2 separate regions of the Homo sapiens genome follow, and region 1 is linked to region 2. The links are chromatin contacts, found by Hi-C or POLR2A ChIA-PET in ENCODE. All regions are on one chromosome and are shown on one strand. Each heading gives the region's core, a stretch centred on a gene start or an enhancer-like site at or near the end of the contact. The rest is flanking DNA. Distances are from core to core; before and after follow the strand shown.

Evidence for each region. Hi-C counts contacts between places; a loop is a spot of excess contacts on that map. ChIA-PET counts read pairs that join two places held with the same protein, here RNA polymerase II (POLR2A). Pooled maps may share reads with other maps.
Region 1: a map of CD8-positive, alpha-beta T cell shows a loop between it and region 2 (7-fold over the local background). The contact joins two enhancer-like sites. A Hi-C loop is called at or near these places in 6 of 168 maps with a recorded cell type or tissue (CD4-positive, alpha-beta T cell, CD4-positive, alpha-beta memory T cell, CD8-positive, alpha-beta T cell and 1 more) and 16 of 50 pooled maps. POLR2A ChIA-PET finds 5 or more read pairs at or near these places in 23 of 52 experiments (CD4-positive, alpha-beta T cell, CD4-positive, alpha-beta memory T cell, CD8-positive, alpha-beta T cell and 18 more).

Annotation. Positions count from the first base shown.
Region 1 is chr22:31,269,901-31,275,942 of GRCh38, forward strand. It overlaps LIMK2 (LIM domain kinase 2), which reads left to right. Exons shown (of 16, transcript NM_005569.4): 12 at 1,236-1,301; 13 at 2,630-2,804; 14 at 3,552-3,607; 15 at 5,251-5,408. Among named protein-coding and RNA genes, the nearest start is that of PIK3IP1, 20 kb to the right of the region's middle. Within about 2 kb of position 3,096, at least 9 of the 41 ENCODE cell types and tissues checked have a DNase peak (open chromatin) inside an H3K27ac peak, as active enhancers do.
Region 2 is chr22:31,309,883-31,316,478 of GRCh38, forward strand. No RefSeq gene overlaps it. Among named protein-coding and RNA genes, the nearest start is that of PIK3IP1, 21 kb to the left of the region's middle. Within about 2 kb of position 3,734, at least 17 of the 41 ENCODE cell types and tissues checked have a DNase peak (open chromatin) inside an H3K27ac peak, as active enhancers do.

The DNA.
Region 1 (6,042 bases), core at 1,846-4,345, 41 kb before region 2:
TGGGGACAGGAGCCTGGGAGGCCGGGTGGAGTCAGAATGGAGAGACTGGTTGGCAATGAGGGAACAGGAGGAGGAGGAGGAGGAGTTACGAGTGGCTTGAGGTGTCACTTACCAGACATTTGGGGGATGGGGGATAGCCATGATTGTTGAGCAACTGGTTTGGGAAGAGCTAGCATTGATCCCTGCTGTTCTGTGCTAGCAGAACCTATCAGCATCTTCTGGGCAGGAAACTGGCTCCATGAGACTGGCTTAGGGAGAGGCTGCTAGTCACCTAATCTGCAGAGAAGGGGCAGCTGGAGCTGTGGGACAGAAGAGGCATCCATGTAGCTGGTGGGGGTGTCTCAGCTTGTGAAGAGGAGATGGCTTTGAGCAGGGCTGACACTGAAAAGGCTGGAAGAAAAAAACAGACACACAAGAGTCTCAGGATCAGGTAGCATAGGAAAGTTGTGGACAGTCTTTGAGGAGCACTCCCTCAGGCAGGCAGGCAGGCAGGTCATGAGCTATAGCGATTCAGGAAGAGCTCCCTGGGTGTGTGAGCAGCTCCAGGAGCCTAAGGGATGAAAGTAGTATTGCAGGGGGCTGGAGAGCAAGGAGTGGCTCCTTCTACATTTGCAAGGGAAGGAGAAAGGAAGTTGCTCCTGAGAGTGGTAAGAGTCAGTGGTGGAGGCCTGGAGAGGAGACATAACAAACAAATTTGTTGACAAACATTTTGGTAGGAAGGGGGAGAGCTTAAAGTTTAGACAGTGGGGAAGGTGGAGTCTTAGAGGAGGTGAATGTCTGAAAGACAGAGCTAGCTGGAGCAAGAAGTCACTTCTCTGTTGCAGGCAGGAAGGATCCAAAGTGGCTCAAGCCAGAGATTGGGAGAGTGGGGAGGAGGGAGCAGCCTGGATCTAAGTAAAATGGGTAGAGGTGGAGGGGGTGCTGCAACGGCCAGGGTTTTCTGAAGTTGGGGACATTAGGAGAGAGCTGTGAGGGCTTTGGCCAGCCACTGTGCTAGTGATTGGTGAACCAAAGGATGGGCAGGAGATGGCAGCAGGGAAGCAGAGGAAGTCCAGGCTTCCTGTTGGTATTGGGACAAGGGAGAGGCCATAGGAGGCCCTGGCCCTGTTGTCCAGGTTGGGTTCTGAAGCTGGGTGGGCATGGCCTGGTAGGAGAGCATCTATGGCGCCCAATTCCAGATTCAGGGTCTAGTTGATTTGCTGGCCCTGTAGCCTCAGCTCATGCTTCTGTTCCAGGCCTATTTGCACTCTATGTGCATCATCCACCGGGATCTGAACTCGCACAACTGCCTCATCAAGTTGGTATGTCCCACTGCTCTGGGCCTGGCCTCCAGGGTCCTATCCTTCCTGGCTTCCTTGTCACAAAGGAGGCTGACTTGTCCCCTCTGGCTAGAGGGCAGAGGTGTTGCCTAGGAGCTCCTATCTTTCCCTTCCTGCTTCTTCCAATGCCCTTCTCTGTCCTCTGGGAGCTCCGAGACACACACAGACATAATTTCACCTTCTCTCATTAGCAACCTTTGAAATAATTTGATTAGAAGGGACTTCAGAAGTTTGTTGACTATATGTAGAAAACCCTGTCATTTTACCTGCTTTTGCCCCATAGTAGTCTTGTAAAACAGTTCATTGCTGACCCCATTTTACAGTGGTGGCACCTGAAGCCTCAGCCTGAGGCCACCGAGCTAGTAAATTTACAGGGACCAGTTTGAGACCAGCATTCCTCCCACTGCCCCTCAGCTGTGGTGGTTACAATGTTGTTTGTCTTACTGACTTGCTATCTGGCTTCCTGGGTGTCTACCGGCTGGCCCTGGCTCTGCCCTCTAGACCCACACCACGCAATCTTCATTCCTTTCCCACATGACTGCCCTGTAGCTATTCAAAGAGCTTGTCTCCCCCAAGTCTCCCCATCTACTGCCTCCACCTTGCCTTTTTCTGTCTTATCCTGGTTCTAGCCACTGCCTGAAATCATTTTAGGAATAAGACAGGACAGGGAAAAACAAAAGCAACCCCCTGTCCCACCTCTGAGTTCCACTCTCCAAGTCCCTGAGCCTCACCTCCAGGGCTCCAGTGGCTCTGCCATGAACCCACTGTGGGCTGGGAGTCTGCTGTGCACAGATACCAGACCCTCAGAAACACAAATGCCAAGTGTGTCTGTTTTTTTGTTTTGTTTTGTTTTGTTTTTTAGATGGAGTCTCATTCTGTTTCCCAGGCTGGAGTGCAGTGGTGCAATCTTGGCTTACTGCAGCCTCTACCTCCCGGGTTCTAGTGATTCTTCTGCTTCAGCCTCCCAAGTAGCTAGGACTACAGGCGTGTGCCACCACGCCCAGCTAATTTTTTTTTTTTTTTTTTTGTATTTTTAGTAGAGACGGGGTTTTGCCATGTTGGCCAGGCTGGTCTTGAACTCCTGACCTCAGGTGATTCACCCGCCTTGGCCTCCCAAAGTTCTGGGATTACAGGTGGAAGCCACCGTGCCTGGCCTGAGTGTGTCTATTTGATAGAGCTTTCTGCTCTGATTCTCCCTTGCTATACACCTTTTCTCCCCTTCTCAGTGGCTTCTCTTGCCTATGCTTCCTCCCCAGGGCCAGGTTTGAGAACATCCCCATGAAGTCCTGACCTGTCTTTTATCCTACCAGGACAAGACTGTGGTGGTGGCAGACTTTGGGCTGTCACGGCTCATAGTGGAAGAGAGGAAAAGGGCCCCCATGGAGAAGGCCACCACCAAGAAACGCACCTTGCGCAAGAACGACCGCAAGAAGCGCTACACGGTGGTGGGAAACCCCTACTGGATGGCCCCTGAGATGCTGAACGGTGAGTCCTGAAGCCCTGGAGGGGACACCCGCAGAGGGAGGACAGATGCTGCCCTTGCATCAGAGCCCTGGGAATTCCAGGGGAGGCCTGTGAAGCGTAGGACCGGATACCCAGAGCTGAGGATATTTTTCCCTTGCCAGGTGGGGCCTCACGATTTAGCTCCTGAGCTCAGGGGGCTGGGAACTGATCAGTGTCCCATCATGGGGGATAAGGTGAGTTCTGACTGTGGCATTTGTGCCTCAGGGATCGCTAAGAGCTCAGGCTATTGTCCCAGCTTTAGCCTTCTCTCTCCATGGTGAGAACTGAAGTGTGGTGCCCTCTGGTGGATAATGCTCAAACCAACCAGAGATGCTGGTTGGGATTCTTGAAATCAGGGTTGTGAGGCCTCAGAAATGGTCTGAATACAATCCATTTTGGAGTCTGAGGCCCAGAGAAGTTCAGTGAATTGCCTAGGAGCATACAGCTGCCTAATGGCAGAGGCTAGATGAACCCTAGTCTGGTTCTTTTCCACTTTAACGTGCAGTTTCATCCTAGGCAGTGTTATGTTATAAGGGCTCTCCAAGGCAGTTCACCTACAGCTGAGGAAGGACTATTTTCAGGTGGTGTCTGCGCAGGACAGCCTGTGGGGTGTCCCTACAGAACCTGTTCTAGCCCTAGTTCTTAGCTGTGGCTTAGATTGACCCTAGACCCAGTGCAGAGCAGGTAAGGGATGTAAACTTAACAGTGTGCTCTCCTGTGTTCCCCAAGGAAAGAGCTATGATGAGACGGTGGATATCTTCTCCTTTGGGATCGTTCTCTGTGAGGTGAGCTCTGGCACCAAGGCCATGCCCGAGGCAGCAGGCCTAGCAGCTCTGCCTTCCCTCGGAACTGGGGCATCTCCTCCTAGGGATGACTAGCTTGACTAAAATCAACATGGGTGTAGGGTTTTATGGTTTATAACGCATCTGCACATCTTTGCCACGTTCGTGTTTCATTGGTCTTAAGAGAAGGACTGGCAGGGTTTTTTTGTTTTAGATGGAGCCTCACTTCGTTGCCCAGGCTGGAGTGCAGTGGCACAATCTGGGCTCACTGCAACCTCTGCCTTCTGGGTTCAAGTGATTCTCCTGCCTCAGCCTCCCAAGTAGCTGGGACTACCGGCACACACCACCATGCCCGGCTAATTTTTGTATTTTTAGTAGAGACAGGGTTTCACCATGTTGGCCAGGCTGGTCTTGAACTCCGGACCTCAGGTGATCCGCCTGCCTCAGCCTCTAAAAGTGCTGGAATTAATAGGCGTGAGCTACCTCGCCCGGCCAGGTTTTTTTTTTTTTTTTTTTAGTTGAGGAAACTGAGGCTTGGAAGAGGGCAGTGGCTTGCACATGGTCGATAAGGGGCAGATGAGACTCAGAATTCCAGAAGGAAGGGCAAGAGACTGTTCATGTGGCTGTCTAGCTAGCTCTTGGGCCAAATGTAGCCCTTCTCAGTTCCCTTCAAGTAGAAGTAGCCACTCTAGGAAGTGTCAGCCCTGTGCCAGGTACCACGTGGACAGAGTGAGGAATCTTGGAAAGATTCCTACCTTTAGGAGTTTAGTCAGGTGACAGCATATCTCAGCGACTCAAACACACACACATTCAAAGCCTTCTGTAATTCCTACAAAGTTGTGAGGGGTAGAGGAGAGGAGAGACAAGGGATGGTTAGGATAATGAAGGAATGTTTTGTTTTTGTTTTTGTTTTTGAGATGGAGTTTCACTCTGTCACCCAGGCTGGAGTGCAGAGGTGCAATCTTGGCTCACTGCAGCCTCCGCCTCCCAGGTTCAAGCAATCCTCCTGCCTCAGCCTCCCAAGTAGCTGGGACTACAGGTGTGCGCCACCACGCCTGGCTAATTTTTGTATTTTCAGTAGAGACAGGGTTTCGCCATATTGGCCAGGCTGGTCTCAAATGCCTGACCTCAGGTGATCCACCCGCTTCAGCCTCCCAAAGTGCTGAGATTACAGGCATGAGCTACCGTGCCTGGCCATGAAGGAAGATTTGTTTTAAAAAATTGTTTTCTTTAATATTAATTGAACACCTCTGTTCAGAGCACTGGGCTGGTGCCAGAGGGTTTCAGACATGAATCAGATCCAGCACCTCATAGAGCCTTAACTCTGGCACACACACACAGCCACAAGGAGACACAGACAAGGCAGGGTAGGATGAGTGGAAGCTAGGAGCAGATGCTGATTTGGAACACTTGGCTTCTGCAGTGAAGCCCCTTCTTAGTCCTCTTCAGTAACCCAGCTCTCAGTGGATACAGGTCTGGATTAGTAAGATTTGGAGAGATGATTGGGGATTGGGGAGAGCTCTCTAACCTATTTTACCACCTCCTCTTCTGCCATTCTTCCTGTCCACATCCCAGCATCCCTTTCCCTTGCCAAGTATCTGTGGCCTCTGTAGTCCTTTGTAAACAGCTGTCTTCTTACCCTACAGATCATTGGGCAGGTGTATGCAGATCCTGACTGCCTTCCCCGAACACTGGACTTTGGCCTCAACGTGAAGCTTTTCTGGGAGAAGTTTGTTCCCACAGATTGTCCCCCGGCCTTCTTCCCGCTGGCCGCCATCTGCTGCAGACTGGAGCCTGAGAGCAGGTTGGTATCCTGCCTTTTTCTCCCAGCTCACAGGGTCCTGGGACGTTTGCCTCTGTCTAAGGCCACCCCTGAGCCCTCTGCAAGCACAGGGGTGAGAGAAGCCTTGAGGTCAAGAATGTGGCTGTCAACCCCTGAGCCATCTGACAACACATATGTACAGGTTGGAGAAGAGAGAGGTAAAGACATAGCAGCAAGTAATCTGGATAGGACACAGAAACACAGCCATTAAAAGAAAGTTTAAAAGAAGGAAATTCACCCAAACCATTTGAATACAGTAAGTGTATTCATCTTTCGATATTCCCCTGTCCATATCTACACATATACTTTTTTTTATAGTAAATAGTTCTGTATTTTGCCCTGCATTTCCCTTGTGTTTACTATCCAGTCTTCCTGTTTATCATTTTTGTCGACAACATGAAATTCTATTGAGAGACTGTCTGAACATATTGTAATGTAGATGTTCAGGTTTTTCCAGTTTCTCTTTACAATAGGTATTTAACTACAGTGAGCAGTTTTATGCATTTAGCTAATTTCTCCTTTGAGGAAGTATTTTCAAAATTACCTTTATTCTTCTCAGGTAATAATTTCATTATTACCAAAGTTACCCTAGGTCTTTTCAAGTGTGTGGTTAAAA
Region 2 (6,596 bases), core at 2,484-4,983:
ATGTCCTCAAGGTTTATCTATGTTGTAGCACGTGTCAGAATATCCTCCCTTTTTATTTGTATTTTTTTTATTCGAGACATGGTCTCACTCTGTCACCCAGGCTGGAGTGCAGTAGCACAATCTTAGCTCATTGCAACCTCTGCCTCAGCTATCCTCCTGCCTCAGCCTCCCAAGGAGCTAGGACCACAGGTGTGCACCACCACGTCTGGCTTTTTTTTTTTTTTTTTTTTTGAGATGGAGTCTCGCTCTGTCACCCAGGCTGGAGTGCAGTGGCGCGATTTTGGCTCATTGCAACCTCTGCCTCCCGGGTTCAAGCAATTCTTCTGCCTCAGCCTCCCAAGTAGCTGGGATTACAGGGGTGTGCCACCACACCCGGCTAATTTTTTATATTTTTGGTAGAGACGGGGTTTCATCATGTTGGCCGGGCTGTTCTCAAACTCCTCACCTAGTGATCCGCCTGCCTCAGCCCCCCAAAGTGCTGGGATTACAGGCCTGAGCCACTGCGCCCAGCCCACGTCCGGCTATTTTTTTGTATTTTTAGTAGAGGTGGGGCCTCGCCATGTTGCCCAGGCTGGTCTTGAACTCCTGAGCTCAAGCAGTCTGGTCACCTCTGCATCCCAAAGTGCTGGGATTACAGGCTTGAGCCACTGCACTCAGCCTTTCCGTCCTTTTTTTTTTTTTTTTTTTTTTTGAGAGGGAGTCTCACTCTGTCGCCCAGGATGGAGTGCAGTGGTGCGATCTCGGCTTACTGCAAGCTCCGCCTCCCGGGGAGGTTCAAGCGATTCTCATGCCTCAGCCTCCCGAGTAGCAGGGACTACAGGTGCCCGCCACCACGCCTGGCTAATTTTTTTTGTATTTTTAGTAGAGACGGGGTTTCACCGTGTTAGCCAGGATGATCTCCATCTCCTGACCTTGTGATCCACCCACCTCGGCCTCTCAAAGTGCTGGGATTACAGGCATGAGCCACTGTGCCTGGCCCTTTCCTTCCTTTTAAAGCTAATAATATGTCATTGTATACCATCTTTTGTTTATCCATTCACCCACTGATGGACACTTGGGTTGTTTCTACCTTTTGGCTATTGTGAATAATGTTGCTGTGAATATGGGTAGACAAATACCTCTTTGAGACCCTGTTTTCAATTCCTTTGAGTATATACCAGAACTAGAATGGCTGGATCATATGATAATTTGAATTTTAATTTTTTTAGAAACCACCATACCATTTTCCAGTAGTGGTACTATTTTACATTGCTACCAACAGTGCATAAAGGTTCCAATTTCTCCACATCCTCACCAACTCTTATGTTTTGATAATAGCCATCCTAATGGGTGTGTAGAAGTACAGTGAATATATATTTTAAAGAACCTTGAGTCATAACCCAACTCATATTTTCTGTACAGACCTTTTAAATAATTATAACATATTTGATGTGCATTCAATAAATTTTTATTGAATCCTGGCTACATTCCAGGATTCAAATATGAAATAGGCACAGTCCCTGCCCTCATGAATAACATAGATAAGGAGCCCCTATGAAATAACTTATAGCCATTGTACCCCTATCTAAAGGATCAGGACCATAAGCTCTAGCAACATATCTGAGAGAAGGGGACGGGAGAGAAAACATCCACAGCTTTGGTGTGTTCTGAACTCTTTAGGAATTTTGCATGGGCAAATCTGCTCAGTTTTCTCCCATAGCAAATAGGGTGTCCTGTGTGAAACTTGGCTACAGTGGTTATTGACTAAGTTGTTGAGAAAGAGATATATATTAGCTTTCCCTATGGAAATTTAAAAACATGCACAAAAGTAAAGAAAGTAATATAATAAATCACCAAATACCTGTCACCCAGTTTGTGGAATCATCAACACATACCCAGTCTTCTTTCATACCCACCCCCACTCACTCCCTCTTACCACTAGATTATTTTGAAACAAAGTCAGTATATTATTCAAGTTTTCATTTTCTACTTGTTCTTGATGCTGTTTCGCTTAGATACTGGGGTGTGTGCTCTAATTTTGACTTCTTTTAGCAGTCTTATTGTGTACAGTATTCTTTCTCTGAGAGAGAGTTTTGTTTTGTTTTGTTTTGTTTGTATTGATAGAATCACAGTGTTTTCCAGCCTTAAACTCTCTTTTGTCTCTCCCATTTCAGAGTCCCATGAACCTGCCACACATTTTCACTTTACTCAAGTCAAAGTGACTTGGACCTCCACTCACCAGCTCTCTTAGTTCATCTCTATAATGTATGAAGTTAGGGACTTTAGCAGTCTTCTTAATTATTCTACATACAGTGTCTAACCTGGTGCATAGTAGGTACTTAATAAATAGTTGTTGATGCCAAGGCAGATGGATCACGAGGTCAGGAGTTCAAGACTAGCCTGGCCAAGATGGTGAAACCCCATCTCTACTAAAAATACAAAAATCAGGCCAGGTGCGGTGGCTCACGCCTGTAATCCCAGCACTTTGGGAGGCCGAGGCGGGTGGATCACAAGGTCAGGAGATCGAGACCGTCCCGGCTAACACAGTGAAACCCCGTCTCTACTAAAAAATACAAAAAATTAGCTGGGCGTGGTGGTGGGCGCCTGTGGTCCCAGCTGCTTGGGAGGCTGAGGCAGGAGAATGGCGTGAACCCGGGGGGCAGAGCTTGCAGTGAGCCGAGATTGCGCCCCTGCACTCCAGCCTGGGTGACAGAGTGAGACTCCATCTCAAAAAAAAAAAAAAAAAAAATTAGCCAGGCGTGGTGGTAGGCCCCTGTAAATCCCAGCTACTCAGGAGACTGAGGCAGAGAATTGCTTGAACCTGGGAGGCGGAGGTTGCAGTGTGCCAAGATCGCACCACTACACCCCAGCCTGGGTGAGAGAGCGAGACTCTGTCTCAAAAAAAAAAAAAAAAAAGTTGTTGATGACTAAATGGATGAACTCCATTTGGGTTTCCGCTCATCTGAACCTCAGAATCAGCAGTTGTTTTAACAATACACTTGGTTCTCTCTAGATAGGTAGGTAGGTAGGTAGGTAGGTAGGTAGGTTGGTTCTCTCTAGATAGGTAGGTAGGTAGGTAGGTAGGTAGGTTGGTTCTCTCTAGATAGGTAGGTAGGTAGGTAGGTAGATAGATAGATACAGATACAGATACAGATGCAGATATAGATACAGATACAGATGCAGATATAGATATAGATTTTTTTTGAGACAAGGTCTTGCTCTGTCACCCAGGCTGGAGTGCAGTGGTGTGACTTCGGCTCACTGCAACCTCCACCTCCAGGGTTCAAGTGGTTTTTGTACCTCAGCCTCTGGAGTAGCTGGGTCTACAGGCGCATACCACCATGCTTGGCTAATTTTTGTATTTTTTGTAGAGACAGGGTTTCACTGTGTTGCCCAGGCGGGTCTCAAACTCCTGGCCTCAAGTGATCTGCCCAACTTGGCCTCCCAAAGTGCTGAGATTAAAAGTGTGAGCCACCACACCCAGCCGGTTCTCTGTAACTTAAATGAGGAGAAAATTACCTGGGCCTTGAGAAACAACTTTTATCCTGGACCTCTTTTGTCTAGCTGAAAAATCTAAATTTTTCTGGCTCCCCCTGCTGGTCGCTCCTGGGCAGTTGCGTACAAGTGCCCTGATAGGATTGGAGCCAGAGCCAAGTTTGGGAAGGGAAAACAAAGCATTGTTGGTAGAGTGCCCTGACCAGTCCAGGCAGGTTTGAGGAGGAGGAAAGCAGCTTGTTGAAAACAGTTCTGGGAAGTGCAGCTTTCTGTGTAAAGGGCAAGGAAGGTGGCCCACTGCCAGCCAAAATCAGGAGAGCAGGGATTGGGGCTACAGCTTCCTGGTCTGCAGCACTGTAGACCATGAGAATCGTGACCACACGAGCCCATAAGTGAGCTGGTCATTATGTGAGGATCAGACCCTATCTTGAGAATGGAGATGGGCTCCTTTTCTAAGACAAAGCAGTCTGGGGTCAGACATAGTCACCATGCAGGCATAGTACCTACAGTGTTTGTTTTATTTTGGTAAGAATGGTGGTGAATGTAGATGGGAGCATCCCCAGAGTTCACAGTCCTGCGTTGGCTACATGACCGTACTATCTCCCAGTTCTTAAGACCATTAACAACTCTGTGGAGCTCTGGGTGGAGCTTCTGCCAGGGCCTTCCTTCTCCACCCTCTGTAAAAACAATAAATTCCCCACACCTCTCATACCAGTCAGAATGGCTATTATTAAGAAGTCAAAAAATAACAGATGCTGGTGAGGTTGTAGAGAAAAAAGAACACTTTTACACTGTTGGTGGGAGTGTAAATTAGTTCAACCATTGTGGAAGACAGTGTGGCGATTCCTCAAAGACCTAGAAGCAGAAATACCATTTGACCCAGCAATGCCATTACTGAGTATATATCCAAAAGAATAGAAATCATTCTATTATAAAGATACATGCATACATGTATCTTTCATTTCATTGCAGCACTATTCACAGTAGCAAAGACATGGAACCAACCTAAATTCCCATCAGTGATAGACTTGATAAAGAAAATGTGGTACATATACATCATGGAATACTATGCAGTCATAAAAAGGAATGAGATCATGTCCTTTGCAGGGACATTGATGGAGCTGGAAGCCATTATCCTCAGCAAATTAATGCAAGAACAGAAAAACAAACACTACATGTTCTCACTTATAAGTGGCAACTGAATGATGAGAACACATGGACACACAGAGGGGAACAACACACACTGGGGCCTGTTGGACGGTGTGGCGGGGGAGGAAGGAGAGCATCAGGAAGAACAGCTAATGGATGCTGGGCTTAATACCTACGTGATGGGATAATCTGTGCAGCAAACCACCATGGCACACGTTTTTCTATGTAATCCTGCATATGTACCCCTGAACTTAAAAGTTGGAAAAAAAAAAAAGAAAAAAGAATTCCTCACACCTACCTACCCTCTAGATCACATTTCTCAGTTGTTTATATTTACTTGTCCTTTCCACAAAACTTCCCAGAAAGTGGACTGTGGCCAAATGAATCTCTCCAGACTCCAGCCAGCTGAGGGCATCAGGAAAAGGGTTAATGATGTCAAGACACCAAGGGCAGATCCCCTCCTCTTCTCTCCAATCCCAAGCCCCAAGCACCAGCATAATTCCACTTAAAGTTGAACGTAGAAAATGGGCATTTGTTTTACTTCAGAACAAAGGGGTAAGCACGTGACTTTCCCCAATACACAAGGAAGGGAAATGAATCCAGAAGAACCCCAGGGCATGAATATTACCATTAGACTTAGGTAAGTATAGCTGTGAAATGGTCATGGTAAAGAAATGTTTGGGGTAGGCACAGCAGCTCATGCCTGTAATCCCAGCATTATGGAAGGCCAAGGCAGGAGGATTGCTTGAGCCCAGGAGTTCAAGACCAGCCTAGGAAACATAGTGAGACCTCATCTCTACAAAAGTTTTTTTTTTAATTAGTCAAGTATGGTGGCACATGCCTATAGTCCCAGCTACTTGGGAGGCTGAGGTGGGAAGATCACTTGAGCCCAGGAGATGGTGATGGCAGTGAGCCATGATCACACCAGTACACTCCAGCCTGGGCAACAGGGCAAGACCCTGTCTCCAAAAAAAAAAGTCCAATGCCCACTCATGATAAAACTCTCAGTAAACTTCGTCAGCTTGATAAAGAATACCTACAAAACCTACAGCTAACATACTTAATAGTGAGAAACCAGAAGCTTTCTCACTAAGATCAGGAACAAGGCAACGGTGTGCCCTCTCATCACTTCTTTTCAACATTGTACTGGAAGTCCTAGCTAATGTAATAAGACAAGAAAAGGAAATAGAAGGTATACAGATTGGGGAGGAGGAAATCAAGCTGTCTTTGTTCACAGATGACATGACCATCTCTGTAGAAAATCTGAAAGATGAATGATGAAGCCTTGGGAGATGTTAAAAAAGAAAAAAGAAAGGAGGACAGGACAGGAAAGGAAAAAGGAAAGGGAAGTGGGGAGGGGAAGGGGAAGGAAGGGAAAGGAAAGATCTGAAAGAATTGACAGAAAAACTCCTGGAACTAATAAGTGATTACATCAATGTTTCAGGTTATAAGGTCAATATACAAAACTCAATTGTCTACCTATATACCAGCAATGAATTAGTGGAATTTGAAATAAAAAACACATTTATATTACCACCCCACAAAATTTGTATAAACCTAACAAAATATGTACAAGATCTGTATGAAAAAAACTACAAAACTCTGATGAACAAAATCAAAAAAGAATTAAATGGAGATATATTCCATGGTACATGCATAGGAAGACTCAATATTGTCAAGATGTCCGTTCTTCCCAACTTGATCTATAGATCAAAGCAATCCCAATCAAAATCCCAGAAGTTATTTTGTGGATATCAACAAATTGATTCTAAAAGTTTATACAGAGAGGCAAAATTGAAGGAGAAGAATGAAGTTAGAAGACTGACACTACCTGACTTTGAGACTTATAAAGCTACAGTAATGAAGGCAGTGTGATATTTGTGAAAGGATAGACAAATAGATCAATTGAACAGAATGGAGAGGCCAGAAATAGACCCACATAAATATAGTGGAAGGAATAAATATAGTGGAAG